2 separate regions of the Homo sapiens genome follow, and region 2 is linked to region 1. Evidence: chromatin loops called from intact Hi-C (ENCODE). Cell type or tissue: natural killer cell. All regions are shown on one strand. Links, peaks and the distances in the headings refer to the core of each region. The heading gives the core; the rest is flanking DNA.

What was found. Hi-C counts contacts between places; a loop is a spot of excess contacts. Peaks named below come from ENCODE experiments on the same cell type or tissue, not always from the same donor. Only the 100,000 strongest peaks of a DNase experiment are listed, where the experiment ranks them.
Region 2: it touches region 1 in a loop (3-fold over the local background); 1 of 110 quality-filtered maps calls a loop at or near these places.

What each region holds. Positions count from the first base shown.
Region 1 is chr7:38,334,535-38,337,450 of GRCh38, forward strand. It overlaps TRG and the pseudogene TRGV7. Among named protein-coding and RNA genes, the nearest start is that of TRG-AS1, 5.4 kb to the right of the region's middle. In natural killer cell, for the core only: CTCF peaks have their summits at 1,279 (motif pointing left) and 1,481; a DNase peak (open chromatin) is centred at 1,237; H3K4me3 peaks cover 2,119 bases; H3K27ac peaks cover 2,500 bases.
Region 2 is chr7:38,279,289-38,282,204 of GRCh38, forward strand. It overlaps TRG. Among named protein-coding and RNA genes, the nearest start is that of TARP, 7.1 kb to the left of the region's middle. In natural killer cell, for the core only: no CTCF peak of the experiment used is centred there; a DNase peak (open chromatin) is centred at 1,653; H3K27ac peaks cover 2,500 bases.

The sequences.
Region 1 (2,916 bases), core at 120-2,619:
CAACTGCATACCTAGGCTTAGTGTTATAGTGGTAATTATACTATTGCTTATATTGTTATAGACATAAAGAATAAGCAACACTCTCAGCTGTGATCTCTAGATATATGATTCAGTATAAATATCCTTCCCATTTGCTGTCCAAAATATCTCGCTTCGCAGTTGGACCCTAGGTGTACCTGTTGGTCCGAGGAAGCAGAGTGAGTGGGCCTCCCCCATGTCCTCGGAGAGCTGAGAGAGTCTTGCTCTCAGCCAGGCTGCTTGGCTGAGGCCTGAAGATGACAGCTTGTCTTCAGGAAAGTCCTGGGGGAGGGTGGGGAACAAGGTGCAGCTGCTGCCAGGAGAGTGTGATATTAGGGGAGAGATCAGGAATTATGCTGTGTTTCTCTTTGTACAGAATACAGTAAATTCGGTGGCAACAAATGAGAGGGGGCTGGTCTATCTTGTGTACCAGAAGCAGTCACAAGGCAGATTTTCAGTGTGGTGTAGGGCAGGTGTGAATCACTGTGCCTGTCCCAGGTGGCACAGTAATAGATCCAGAATCATTTTCAATTAGATTTTGCAGTATCAATTTCCAGCTCCTCCTCATGCTTGCATAAGTAAAATACTTTCCTCTACTGATTCTTGATTCCAACACAACCCTGGAGTAGTAGGGGTCATAGTATGGAAGATGCTGTGGGGCCTTCCCCGCCTGGTGCAGGTACCAGTGGATGTAGAAGGTATTTATTACAGTAAGATCACAAGTGATTACAGCAGATGACCCAGCTGGCCTGGTGACTGACTTCCTTCTCCCTTGCAAGTTGGAAGATTTCTGACTGGCTGCAATGGGAACAGCACAAAATATAATGAGGAACTCCTTAGAACGGCACCCCTTGCAAAATGAGAAAACAAAACAGAACAAAATAAAACCCATCAGCCTCTCTGTAGGCAGCACACTTACCAAGAGGCAGGAAAGCTAGAAGCAGGGCTGGGGCCCACCGCATGCCTTCCTCTCTGGGGTCTTGGAAGGAAAGGGACCAGATGAAGAGGAGCAGAAGACGCTTTCAAAACTCAGGTCCCACTCAAACAGGAAGTGTTCCCTAGCACAGAAGGCAGTAGGAGGAGCTGGTCTTCCTGAGTCACAGGCAGGGAGAAGTGATGGAGGATCTGTCTTAGGGGACTCCCCAGCCTTCCTCCCAGAGGGGTGGTGTCTGGGAGGACCTGCAGAGGAGCTCCTGCCTCTCTGCTCAGGCCCCTTCTCCAGCGCCATCTTGTGGCAGCAGAGAGCAGGCCCTCTGCAGAAGAGAGCCAGGGGCATGGAGAGCTCAGGCCTCCAGCAGAGGGAGTGCAGATGTGGGGAAAGCTGACCCTGGCGCCAGCTGGCCAGGGCCATAGGACGGGGCAGTCCACAGCAGGCTCACACCCTGCCCTTCAGAGTTTCAGCAGTTGATGCTGCTTCCAGGGCCTTGTCCTGTCAGGAAGCTTGATTTGGTCTTTCAACTGCTTTCCTTTTCACATTCGCAAGGACACTTGGAGGCAAAATACCCAGGGCCACTCTGAGAAGGCCTGAACCTGCTTTATTAACAGTGTAACACCTAAGGTTCTTGCCTAGCCACGCCATAGAATTGGTGTGGCGGCTGACCGCAGCGAGTGATAGAAACACGGACCGAGAGAGAGAAAAAGCTGTAGGCTTTATTGAGCAGAGTGAAAGTACAAAGCTTCCAAAGCATGGAGGGGGTCCAGAATGGGTAGCCAGAGTTAGATTATAGGATTGCCTTTTAAACTCTTCAAGGCGGGAAATACCTGAGGCGGGAAGATGTTACCAAAGCGAGAAACAAAGGCAATTAACCATTTGTAACATGTCTTAGATCTTGAGGAAAACCGGAATTGCAACTTAGGTTTTATCTACTTTATGACCTTGCAGCGTCATGGCAAAGGAGACAGGATCTTACAGGACTTTACAAAGTATGTTTACAAGGAATTGGAATTGGGAGTATAGATAAGGTCTGCTGGTTACAGAAAAACGGGCAGTTAACGTTATTTTACTTTAGTTTTGGGGCAGGGGGAAGGAAGAGAGGGAGAGAGAACACAGGGAAACTTACAGGAAAATTTTCGCTGTTCATAGCTTTCATGGGGAAGAAAACACATGCACAAATCCTGGTGTTCGGAATATTTTAAGCATATATCTTCAATATTATTCATCCAGGACCGAAGTAAGTCGTGATGCAGGAAATGAGTGCGTTTCACAGCTTGCTGAGCCCCTACTCGACCCAGGAAGCCCAGCTGGCCCCTCCTCTCAACAGGAGTGAGAATCAGGTATGTTGGTCGGCCATGGACTCTCCTCAATGGTAAATGGGTGTGTGGGGGTCAGGAGGGGGTGTGTGTGACCTTGTGTTTGTAACCTCTTTGTTAGAGGATTTCTGTTCATTCTCAAGTAAAAAGGCCACATCAAGTAGGAGTGTGAGATTGGCTCACGCCTGTATTCCCAGCACTTTGGGAGGCCGAGGTGGGCAGATCACGAGGTCAGGAGATTGAGACCATCCTGGCTAACACGATGAAACCCTGTCTCTACTAAAAATACAAAAAAATTAGCCGGTTGTGGGGGTGGGCACCTGTAGTCCCAGCTACTCAGGAGGCTGAGGCAGGAGAATGTTGTGAACCCGGGAGGTGGAGCTTGCAGTGAGCGGAGATTGTGCCATTGCACTCCAGCCTGGACAACAGAGTGAGACTCCGTCTCAAAAAAAGAAAAAAAAAAGTACAGGGTGCAGTGCCATATGCAATATGTGGTACATACTTGAACTCAAAACTTATTTGTTATTTATCTGAACTTCCAATTTACCTGGGTATTGCATATTTTATTTGGCAACTCTATCCTTGGAAAGCAGGCTAATATGTGCAGTGCACCTGGATTCATAGATGAAGATATGGGTGATAAAACAA
Region 2 (2,916 bases), core at 120-2,619, 55 kb before region 1:
TGCTTCCAAGAAGATGGGTTATGAATGAACAAATATATAAATAACAAGTAAGTCAAGTGAGGTAAAGCACAAGTTGATACTGCATTGCTTGAAGTTTTGCATCACTTTTTCAAGTCTGATGATAATAATTTTCATAGAGAACAGCTTCAACCAAATTTGTTAGACCATCAAAAGATACGAAAATATATCTCACATTTCATTTCAGGGTTTGGTTGCCAACATGAACCAAAATAATAATTTGCACATTTTTTTCACATTGGTTTATCTTTCAGAAATTGTAGTGGATCTTAATTAAATCAGGTACAGCAGTAAGTTAAGACACTTCTGAGAGAGACCACCCTCTGAAGCAAAAAAAAACACATTATCTGACATGTACAAGAGATAAAAAAATCACATACTGACAATCTGTGGACCACTAACTTTCATAAATTAGCATAATTTGATTTCACATATGTCATCACTTAGATAATATCAGATATGTTACAATATAGTCCAGTGGATCTTCACTTGTTTCTAAAAACACCAGGGCAGTGTTTGGGAGAGGCCGGGTCACTGCACTTTCAATCAGATTCTCCCTTTTAGCAATTGTGCCACCTGTCTTCATTCTTAACCTGAAGATTTAGTCTTTTAGGGTTTCTTTTGCACTTGGGGTACTTAACATGCCACTATGCATATTGTAGATTTATAGATACTTTTCAACTGATACTGCTCCCACAGGCAAACATGCCTGGTGAAACACTTGTTTCTTTTTGGCAAACAAGAAATGTTTGCATAAAAGACTCGTGTCTGGAAAAATGTCTTGAGAAATTGATATGCTACTCTAAGCCCCAAATCTCCTTTTCACTTACCTTCCCCCTGCTGCAGGATGACAATCCATGGGCCTGTGCTTTCTGATAGTGAAAGAGAAGAAAACTCATAAATATAGTGTCTACCATGAGTCAGGCACTAACTATGCATTTATCTCTTTCTGCTTTACCCTATAAATGGTTATTACCATTAAAAGTCATGTGAGGAAACAGAATTAGGGAGTTCAAACTGAGCCAGGATTTCAGTTCAAGTTTTCCAGATCCCAAACCCTGTTCATCAATTACTTCACAGTTGGAGAGATATGTGTGGAAGGAACGCAGTTCCCAAGTATAGTCTAGGTCTGTATAATATAGAGAATCTGTATCTCAAATGGCCATATAGAGGATGCTGGGTATTGCTTTCTAGGAATCACAGAACATATTAAACGAAATAAAAAGCAGATGAAATGGTTGATTTGCATATTCTAAAAAGCATTGAGTAGTCAGTGACAACACCTAGCAAAATAATCTGTGAGGAGCGGGGCTAGTTGAATCTGAATATCAAATTATATCTCACAATTTACTTTCTTTTTATTTGTCTTTCAGTGACACCAGGAGATTATACATCCATGGGGCCATTTGGGCCATGCACTTCAGAATGACAATCATTGCCGTCATGGCTGGCCTATTGCCCTGCACATGTCAGGGGGAACACAAAGAGTTTCTAAACCTGCAGTAAGTTAGAGAGAAGACTGGGTCTTCCCTGCATTGGGTCTGTAGTGTTTCGGTCAGGGGCTCTGTTGAGACAGCCTACTCCAGTCTCAGATTGGACCACACAGGGTTGGGCCTGGTTTGTGGGTGTCTTTCTCGCAGGTGAAACCATAGCTTCAAGAGCTCCTGTAAACTCCCTTCAGATCTCATATCACAGGAAACTCAGTAATAGTTGGGTCTCTGCACTCTTCTCTCATTACTAGGAGAAACAAAAAACACAGAAGTCAACAAAACACTATCTGCTTGAGAAAACACCCTTGCCATTCCATCAGATGATACAATATACTGTTGCCATTTACTGCAATAGGAAAGTCTGGGGAGGAAAATAATACATGCTTGGAGATTGGGGGAAGGGAGTGGAATTGGAATCAATAATTTTTTTGGCTACTTGTCAGACATCCAAAAAGAGAGGTACTGAGCTAAATGTAATGGTATAGATATGGTTGCTACTATTGTTCTTGCTATTTTCTAGGTGTGGCTGGTAAGGCCTTGGACATGAACAAGTCCTAGGTCACTCTAAGAAGGCAGAAAGCAGGCCAGGACTACCCAATTTGAACCAAGTGTGTGGCCAGCCCCTTGGGATTGGTTCCAGCTTTCAGAGTGAAGAGTAGGAAATTCCAGCCTTGGTTCAGCAGGTCCTTCTATTATAAGAATTTACTAATCTAGTCAGAAAAAAAGCTAATCTCTATGTCCCACATGCCCATATGTGTGATGGGCATACCAGGGAAACTGCTCTGATTAGTAAGGGATTTCAGAACAGTTAGGAAGCTGTAGAAACAAAGGGCAGTAAATAGCTATGGGAAGACAACATGGGTAGATGGGTCAGAAAGAAATGCAGAGAAAACAGTCACTTTTTGTCCCCACCAACCAGAGACAACTACTATTAACAGTTTGGTGTATTCCCTTACAGGCTAATATCTGCTCATCTTTTTCATTTGCTTCACATAGATATAATATGTGTGCTCGATTTTAAGCTCTGTCTTTATAACTTAAGGTAACACCAGGAATATTTTTCTGCTCTGTGGTTACTTTCTTATCACGTTCTGACACTTAGCAAGATTCCCTGGTTCACTACCACACTAACCATCAGATCACATAGGGGTCTGCAGATTTTATTTATTTTACATGGCCAGTCCCACGAATTAAAGGAACAGAAAAACAAGAAATTATGATTTAATTGATCTGTTAGGTTTTGAACTTCTATGAGGTTCCTGTTGCTCATTTAGTATCTAATTAATGAAAGTAATTTAATTATCTGCCTTCCTTTTCTTAACATCATCTCCTCACTCTCCTACTAGTCTTCCTGTGTCTCCCAAACAAACTAGCTGTCCTCAAAGCCTGAGGCTCACTTCCTGGGGGA